2 separate regions of the Homo sapiens genome follow, and region 1 is linked to region 2. Evidence: chromatin contacts called from ENCODE Hi-C or POLR2A ChIA-PET data. All regions are on one chromosome and are shown on one strand. Each heading gives the region's core, a stretch centred on a gene start or an enhancer-like site at or near the end of the contact. The rest is flanking DNA. Distances are from core to core; before and after follow the strand shown. Region 1 overlaps STARD13 (StAR related lipid transfer domain containing 13). Region 2 holds the start of STARD13 (StAR related lipid transfer domain containing 13).

What was found. Hi-C counts contacts between places; a loop is a spot of excess contacts on that map. ChIA-PET counts read pairs that join two places held with the same protein, here RNA polymerase II (POLR2A). Pooled maps may share reads with other maps.
Region 1: a pooled map shows a loop between it and region 2 (2.9-fold over the local background). The contact joins the enhancer-like site here to the promoter of STARD13 in region 2. A Hi-C loop is called at or near these places in 1 of 37 single-sample maps with no recorded cell type and 5 of 50 pooled maps. POLR2A ChIA-PET finds 5 or more read pairs at or near these places in 3 of 52 experiments (MCF 10A, OCI-LY7 and PC-3).

What each region holds. Positions count from the first base shown.
Region 1 is chr13:33,108,969-33,113,958 of GRCh38, forward strand. STARD13 (StAR related lipid transfer domain containing 13) reads right to left here. Exons shown (of 14, transcript NM_178006.4): 9 at 3,753-3,963; 10 at 2,810-2,924; 11 at 1,718-1,939; 12 at 905-1,122. Among named protein-coding and RNA genes, the nearest start is that of KL, 95 kb to the left of the region's middle. RefSeq lists enhancers at 612-671, 772-861. Within about 2 kb of position 2,008, at least 19 of the 41 ENCODE cell types and tissues checked have a DNase peak (open chromatin) inside an H3K27ac peak, as active enhancers do.
Region 2 is chr13:33,282,473-33,287,055 of GRCh38, forward strand. STARD13 (StAR related lipid transfer domain containing 13) reads right to left here and starts at 3,283. Exons shown (of 14, transcript NM_178006.4): 1 at 2,998-3,283. The coding sequence starts at 3,166. RefSeq lists enhancers at 3,386-3,445, 3,456-3,585.

The DNA.
Region 1 (4,990 bases), core at 758-3,257, 170 kb before region 2:
TTTAAAAGTCAAGGTTCCATGGGCCAATTCCCAAGTCATAAAGAGCTCATGTGAAAAGTAACCTTTAGTTTGCCATCAAAACTGGTTTCATAAAGAAAGCGTTTTAAATATACATTTGGGAGTTTCACAATAGGTTCCTTTTACACTGCTGATCTGTGACATGAGACAAGGCTTGCCAAGATTTTCAATAAAAAAGGATATATTGATCTAATTACCTTCTATTCAGGTTCTTTAGCACCCTCAATTTCTGTTCTGGCTGATGCAACACTGCATCTCTACTGTGCAAACTTTCTATCATTGGTTGAGCATCCCCTTCCAAACCCCAAGAACAGGGGTCTGGAACTCAACCCTTACATCAATCAGAAGAAATATTTCCTTGGCAGACACAGAATCAACAAGATTTTCTGGACCTCCAGGGCAGTGCCAAGGTTTCTGAGCATAGTAATAGCTATGAGCATCTGAAGTTATACAGATGAGTTCTGAAGTCAAACCTACTCCAGTCTTGAGAGTTACACACACTTTCCCAGGGGAGAAAAACAAAATCAGAAGAAAAGCCAGTCAGATCCATTTGCATAATTTGGCAGAAAGTGCAACCGGACAAACAGCAGCTTTTCTGGGCCGTCTGCTCTGAGGAAATGAATAATATTTATGGCCTAATAAACTGTGTGCTCCACAAGGAGAGGGGCAATCAGAGAGCCCAGGCAGAGCTGTAGGCTGGGTGAAAAGACACAGGAAGTCGGGCATCGACACAGAAAACTCAGATGTCACTGAGGGAAACAAGAGCCGGCTTAGTGTTCCCCGTGGAGGCTGGACTTTGGTGGGAGACACCAGGAGAAGTGCTCACATCTACAGTTCGCGTCCTGCCTTTGGAACAGAACATCATAAACCCTAGAGTCAGGCTCACCTGAGAACCACAAAGTCTCTGGAAGGATGGGGAGCCATGCTGTTCAGCACATACTGGTAGATCTCTGTTTGCCTGTCTAGAGTTTCCACAACCTTCCACTGCACAAAGTCCTCGTCCCACAGGTGGCGCTCTCTCAGCACGCGGTTCAGGACCACTGAGGGGGGTGCTTCCACCTCCACAGAAGCCTTCCACAGCTTCAGCGGGTTCCCGTCGCCCACCTTGGGAAAGACAACGTCAGAAGCTGAAGAGGTTGTCTGGGATATGGGTCCAACATTTTTTGTTTGGGCTTTTAGTTTTGCTATCATACCTTGCTGGGTGTTCAAAAACCATCACTGATTATGTAAATTGAGAGTGATACTACATACCTCAGCTGTAACATTTTAGTCCTTAAGCTTAAAAGAATAATAATGATGATAAAAATAATAATCACCAACACACCTAGTGGTTACTGTGTGCCAGGAACTATTCTAAGCCATTTGGTTTGTAAATTAGCCTTCCTCCGACAGTGGTACTCTTACAATGTCCATTTTGCAAATGGGAAAACTGAGGCACAGAGAGGTGTGTGACTTGCCCAACATCACACAGCTACGGGGGAGAGACAGGACCGGGATCCAGCTGTCCGGCTCCATAGTTTACTCTCTGATTATAGGCAACAGATCTCTGGACTGAGTTCTTTGAATGGTTCATGTGCCTTAACTGTCCGCGTGTGTGCCAAGCCCTGTGGACACAGCAGCTGTTTTCAATGCAAAAACAAATGTCTGATTGTTAGCTGTGGCTTTCTGGGGGTGATCTTTTTCCATCCTCTGAGATTACCTTTTTGAAAGCAAGATCTGTATTGTCCGTGCTGGAGCACGTGACCCATCCTTTGAACTTCTCCTTGGCTTCTTTCTGGAGGCCCTGGATGAGATGGTTCAGGTAAGTGTGGAAAGTTGCCCCACTCTCCTCCAGCTGTGTCCCCAATTCTTCCAGGGTTGGCACGTGGATCTCAGCCTCCACATACGAGTTACGAGACTGGGCCACCAACTCGTGTGGAACCTAGACCAACGGATGCATGAAAGGGCAACACACTGAGCCAAAGAAACGCCGAGACTCAAAGAAAGCAAAGCCATTTCACCCACAACCCGGCTCTGAGCCACGGGCCGAGGGCCACACGGCCAGAGATGTTTTTCTAAGATCATTGCCAAGGCCGGGAGGGGCCTTCCTAAAGTCAGGAAATACAAACATGTTTCTGAGGCTGTATTTATTATTCAAAACATTGCAATGACTTCCCCTTTATTATTTTCACTTCCCTTTTATTTTACCTTTACTGTCTTTTTATTCAGTTTGGCAAAATATGGGCTCAGACAACTTTACCCACTATGAATAAGACTTAAAACAGACAGACTTGTGAAGGGAAACATCAAACATGACTTGGGAATAGCTTTACTTTTTTAGCACACTTTTCCCATTGACAAATGCCAATTCTATCACAAAAGTATGCCACAAGTCTGGTTCACTTACTTCTTTTACATATCTGTGGCTGTATTCATAAGCTGTCATTGGTTCTTAGCAACAAAGATTCCTCAGTATCATACACACACTCACACAGATGTTTAACCTAATCAAGCTCCAAGGTAAAATCAAATAGAACATAATTGGCTGACTGGCCTTGAACCTGATAATGGCAGGTGATGCACTGTTTGCATAAAAACCATCAGTATGGTAATCCCAAGTGTCTTTATCAAAGCCTCAATTGTATAGCTAGCTCCTCAGCTTTCTTGGAAGCAAACACCAGAGCTATAACATATACTATTGTCATAAAATCAGGAACAAACAGATAGAAACCATAAATGTAGCAACAATCCCAAGCGTCTTATCTAGTTCCAAGAGCTACTAGGGAGGCGGAGGTTCGAGCCTTTTGCTCACCTCAAAAAGTCTGTCGCATTCCATGATCATGTGCGCTAGCCCCTGAGCTGCTGCCAGATTCTCGTTGAGGTCCTTTTGATCTGGCTTCCCAGTGGCATATTTCTTCTGTATGACTCTGTAATTGAACGTGAGTGTGCTAAGCAGATCCCACACCAACGAGCTTGTCACAATACCAAACTCATCCCTTTTGTTTTCTGTTTATACCCAGATGCTATCCAGATCCCAGGCTTTTGCGTTTCCAAATAAAAACAATGATCACATATCTTAGATATCTGAATCAGGCTAACAGTCTGACAGTTCACAAGGAAAAATCTTGGAAAACTAAAGGGCAGGAAGAACAGCAGGGGACAAAATTAATCTGTTTTTCCAAAGTTTGAAACCCCTTAACTGCAAGCTCCTGTGCTTTGGTCTTAAATATAGCCTTTTAAAAATTGTAAAATACTACTTTGTGTATGTTTTCCTCCTCACTCACACAGACAACATAAAACTCAAGCTTTCTGGATCACAGCTGGCATTCTTCAATGCTAGCTCAATAATTCTATGAATCTGAGCCCCGTGAATTAGGGTGTCTCACAAGATTTTCTGATTATGAAAAGAGTGTTGACAAATCCTGAAGTTGAAATGTAGCATGAGACACATTTTATCTATCTATAATCTATTATCTATCTCTATTATCTACCTATCAATCATCTATTTATCTCTCTTTATCATCTACCATCTATTTATCATCTATCTATTTAGCTGTCATCTATCATCTATGTATCAACTATCTATCAATCTATCATCTACCTATCGTTGATCTATCTACCTACCTATCTATCTATAATCTGTCTACCAATATATCCATTCGTATCTATCTATCCATCCATCCATCCATCCAGTCTTATGAACTGTGGGAATGCCTGCTTTGGGATTACTGTTGTTACTGAGAAAAAAAACCCACCGTGGAGAGCTTTCTTTCTTCAATAAATTAAGATGAAAGAGGGAGGGGGCCAGACACACTGCCAGGTTCATGGGCGTCATCTGATTCTCTTCCACCAAGTTGACGACGTCGTTCAGGAAACACAAGAGCGTCTGCAGGACCTCCCTGTTCTCATCGGCCAGTAGCAGGATGGCAGCCTGCACGGCCTGCAGCCGCTGCTCTTTGGAGACATCTGAGGAAAAGTGGATGCCAGGTCATTGGAGGAGCAGACATAGAAAGAGCCAGCTGGGAAGCACTGTGTAAGCTCCACATTCCTCGTGTGAACACGCACCCAGAGTCATCATCAACAAAAACAACCAGAACAGCAGGAAAGGCACAAAGAAGTCAGTAATTGCTGAGGCCTCGCAGCTCATGGGAGGCAGAGCTGAGTCCCAACCCTTGCAATTGAACTTTGGATCCCACGCTCTCGATGGCCAAGCAGGGTTTAGAAAGGGGCACCACCATCCTGGTTTTCTGTATTCTGAGCAATCAACCCACTCACCTGCTTTCAGAAGGCTTCTGGGTGAAGTTGGTGATTAGGACTCTGTCAACCTGGCATCCCTCTTGCCCATCCTCCCTGACAGACAGCTTGGGAAGCCACTCTCAGGATGCCCAAGGCTCCGTGGGACATGGTTTGAAAACCACTGGGTTAGGGAACAGTAGCCTCGCCTTGCGTTTCTCCACCCCTGCCAGCCAGGCCATGATGCCAGTGCTGCACAATTCACCGGGAGTGGTGTTGAGCTGGTGGGACCTCTGACCTCATTCCTAGAGGGCCAGCTTCTCGAGGGGAAGCCTGTACATCTTCCTTTTTCCTACAAATCTCCCAGGACTTGCTTTGCAGGATGCCTGCTATTGACTTCATGTGGAGACCCAGCGTCACCTGTTCCATAATCTTGGGGTTTATGGAAATGGAGGCTGTGCTTGGAGAAGAAGAACCAGGCAGCCTAAGGTTATGGGGGATGTCTGGCCCTTCTCAGTGCCATTACCCTTGAGGGTGGTCCTTGTGGTAGTGGGTACTGGTTATGCAGGCTTACCAGGGAATTGGTTCCAACAATATGAGGGGAACTAAATGGAAATCACACCAAATGAGTGATAGGTGCTGCCTTTTGCTGCTCCCACCTGTGGCTGTGTTTATTTCATGATCACTTTAGTCCTCTCACTGCGAAAGACACCGTCAGGAGCTTGCTTCTGTCAACACTGTTGTCTTTCTTAAAGTGCCA
Region 2 (4,583 bases), core at 2,033-4,532:
GCACGCCATTCAATGATTATCTCACTATAATGAGGTCAGTGGGGAGCAACTTACTTGTTTCCACTGTTCCCAACAACCATGAGAAATTATAAGTAATGATGTCTTAAATCAAATTAACATAATTCTAAATCTTAAAGCTCTAAAGTAGAATAATGCAAACAATTTTAGTGATGTGGCTGTCACTTTAAGATACTAACCTGTAAACTACAGAAAATAATGCTGTCATTAATTTTATTTGCACATGATTAATGGAATGATTAAAAGCTGTTAGTGACAGGGCACAATGGCTCACATTTGTAATCCCCGCACTTTGTGAGGCTGAGGTAGGAAGATCACTTGAGCCCAGGAGTTTGAGACCAGCCTGCGCAATATAGTGAGACCCTGTCTCTATAAAAAAGTTTTAAAAATTAGCCAGGCATGGTGGCACACTCCTGTAAGTCTCAGCTACTGAGGAGGCTGAGGTGGAAGGATCGCTTGAGCCCAGGAGGTCAATGCTACAGTGAACTATGATCACACCACTGCACTCCAGCCTCGGCGACAGAGTAAGACTCTGTCTCAAAAACAAAAAGAAAACAAAGCTTTTAGTAAAATAACTTGACATCCTGTGTTATTGGGTAGTAACTGGTTAAAGAGAATAAAACATGTAGCACTTTGTTTCCACTAGAGAAATATAACCTGACAGGAAATTTCATAATGAGTGACCAATTCTGGTCCTATAATATAGTGTATTGCTGTATCCTGAGTAGAAAAGTCTAAAAAGTCTCTAGTATATTATATAATCTGAAACTCAATCATAGGTTCAGTACTTTAGCACTCATTATAAAAACTAAAAAATAGTCTAGTGTATTGCAGAGCATGGACTGTCAAGCTGTATTCAAGTATCAGTTCCTACTGGGTGACCTTGGATAAGATGCTTGAAATCTGTGTGCCTCTGTTTTCTCATCTGTAAAATGGGCATAATAAAAAAAATTAACTACAATGATTTTGGTATGCTGTAACTGTTTAATCCACATTCTCTGAAATTACAGTAAACCAATCTTCTAATACAATAAACTCAATAAAATTGTTTCACATTGCTTTCTCATTGTCTTACTAAAGAGTTGTATGATGTTAACACATAATGATTTCTGAATCACAAGACTGTTGGAAATCTTTATTGCTTCCCTGTGATCTTAACTGTCAGTTTTAAGTGTTAGGCATTCATTGACTTCAAACACTCCATTGCCCAGTATAAAAAAGAGGGAATTCTCAAATTACCTAATTAGACAAAAATGAAACATAAACTGAGGGTGCCCATATGTCTGTGTGACAGGGCACGTTCAGTGATAGTGCATGTGTTCACAACTTCAAATCTTGAATGGAAAAATAACCCTCATTCCAAAAAGAACATAAATAATATTTAAATAAAATAAATTATTGTAAATACATCTAAGGAGGTCTGCAAAGCAATTTCAGCTAGTTCTCTGCAATATTTCTCATATGATATGCATGCTGAGGAACATTTATATCTTGTAGATGATAGCGCATCATTAAGCCTCGGTGTTCATAAAGATGATGGCATTTGGAAAGGCACCATTGTCAGAAATTTCTAAAACCAAAGTGGAGCTGGTTTTTATTCTAAGCCTAAAGTATTTTTAAATCTAGCCACAGGGAAATAATTACTTTTGTTTCTATTCAATCAAGACCTGGACACAGAGTTTATGCAATGACATAATATCCTTCCTGAAATCAGACCAGCATGTAGGAAGGACCAGCATCCTTCACACATAACTAGTTCCTGAACCTTTACAAACAAATCCTAATTTCCAAGGAAACAATCTCATCAAATGCTGCCCGCTAGAATACATATTGTTCTTTCTGGAAACATTACAATAAGATTTTCATGATTACAAACCCCAACTTCCTCTTTAATATTCAATATAATCTTAAACTCATTTATTTAAGTGGAAACTGTATTTTTATAATGGCTCTAAAAATTCCTGGTTAACTTATTTAGCACCAATATAATAATTTCTTTTTTTGTTGTGTAGGAGGAGGGTGATCATTAACTGACTGTCAACGTGTGTTAGGGGCTTCTTAGGAACGGCTCTAAAAATTCCTGGTTAACTTATTTAGCACCAATATAATAATTTCTTTTTTGTAGTCTAGGAGGAGGGTGATCATTAACTGACTGTAAACGTGTGTGTTAGGGGCTTCTTAGGAATGTTCGTCTTTCTGCTTTCTACTGATATACCCTATAAGGAGCATGTTTTAAATTTTTTTTTTTTTTGAGACTGGTAAATTTTAGTAATGTCCAGACTTCCAGGCTGGTATTTTGAGGGGCTGGGAATAAAAAGAATATCAAGCAGCTTATAATCAATATTCTCTTCTCTTTGCATTAGGAAGCTGGAGTTTTGTGTGCAGGTTACGGGATTTGTTTTGAGATGAACGAACACCTTAATTCTCTACCAGGAAAACAATATTAACACATCTGTGGCAACTGCTGACATAAACATACAAACAGGAAGAGAATGCGATTCTAGTGCTTAGCCTGGTGGCCTTTAGAACAGAATTCTTGCTTTCCTCCTCTTCACTAAGGATATTCGAAATACTCTGGGCAGGGTGGACATTAGTCCCTCGCCTCCTCCCTAATGAAATAAACAAGTGTCCACATTTTAAATGTGACGGAGTGTGAGGAAACTGCAGAAAAGCTCCTAAGATACACACTGAGTAACAGTTCTCATCTGTTCTGTAGACACACGTCAGTTTGGGAATTTATGATTCACTGTCCCACCGTGAAGTTTTTTGTGCACTTTATGTTGAGCTATGTGGCAGCTAAGGACTGTCCTGTTTGCTGAAAACTGCAGCCTAAAGTTATTTTTCAAAGTTACGGGTAGTGTGGCATAGAAATCCATATGTTATAAAGTGGAAACAAACAAACAAAAAAAACTGGGTTAGCATGAAATAGAGCCAACAGAAATCAGAATGAGCAACAGCCTTCCACTGCCGGCCACTCACCTTGTTGAATTTTAGTCACTAGCTGATGGCGTGCTAGAATCCGGCTCATCCTGTAAGGAGAGCGTCTTGTAGTCTGATCAAATCGCAAGTACATCTCCTGGCCCTCAGGTGTCATGGAATTTAGGTAGTAGCAGCCTGAGGCTGGGGTCCTGGGCACCTGACTGAACATCTCGGCAGATTTCCTATTGCCACCTCAGTCTGCCTGTGGCTGTTGCCGTCTGTCTCCAGTCTCAGTCAAAGAGCAAGGCACCCAGCCCAGGACAGCTCAACAGACCCAGCGATTTTTAAAAAGAAAGAGGAGTGCCAAAGCCACAACTCAGAATTCCAACCCCCGGGGCCCTCACGTGACCTCGGGAACCAATGAGAGGAAGAGAGGAAAATGGGAACGTTTGCAGTCAGCCCTAAGCCCCGACCAGAGGCAGTTCCAGCCGCCAGGGTCCCTCACACAACGCTGAAAGCAAAATACACGTATTTGACGTGCCTCAGAGCTGACGAAGCACCCAAAAGCAGCCCTCACTAAAGGAGTCGAAAGAAAAAGAGAGAGGGAAGGGCAAAACAAGTAGAAGACAAACAAGTCCAGGGCTCAGGAAACTTTTCAGCCTGTCAAAGTTAGAGAAAGCTCCTTCGCTTTCTACAGGGCAGCAGCAGCCAGGTAAAAGATGGACCTGATAAATCTCTTAAATTTAAAAAACACAACACAACAAAAAAAAACTACTTCAAACAAGCATCAACAGCTGAGCGTAAGCCACCACCTTCATTATCAAGAAACAACTCAAATAAAAACTTTTCCAGTGAAAAATAAACTTCAAGGGCTTTAACACCAGGAGTGAATACACCACAGATCCTGACCCTCACGTGATGGGAATTGGAGGGCTCTTACAGATAAGACTCAGAGAGGCAAAGTACACACGCGTTACGTATTAAGCATCCTTTCCTCTTTGATTTCTCTACTTCCCCAATTTTTAATCACCTAGAGGTAAAATACTTAGAAGGTGCCTATCACATTTAAGACACTGAATCATTTAAGACAAGAATCACTGCAGAAGTTGCAAAGGTACTTCAAAGATACTGTCATCAACCTGCTAAGGACCCATTGAGAAGTTATACAAAAGCTTCTAACATGAGGCCATATATATGTCTCAAAAAGGACGCAAACACAATGCTAGGTGAGCAATATTATTTTTGACTGGGGTGATGATTGCAAGCCAGATAGAGAAAGAGACATTTGGATAGGCTTTTTAAAATGGGGGGAATTCTGATAGGCAGAGGCTGGGGAGGGCTTTGCAAGAGACTGTAGGTACCCATGTGTGCAGATCCAGAACCAGAGTATATGGTTTAAGCAAACTGCTAGTAATTCAGTTTGGCCATATCTGAGTGTGTGTGTATATATATACGTGTATATATATATGTGTGTATATATATGTGTATATATGTGTGTATATATATACATACACACACTGAGTGACATATATGTATATGTCATTATAATTTTCCCTGTTTTTCTTCTTTAACATTGTTTGATGTGAAGAGAAAAAGTCCACAGAAAACATGTTATCAAATTCTGAGCCTGGGGCTGAAAGAATAAA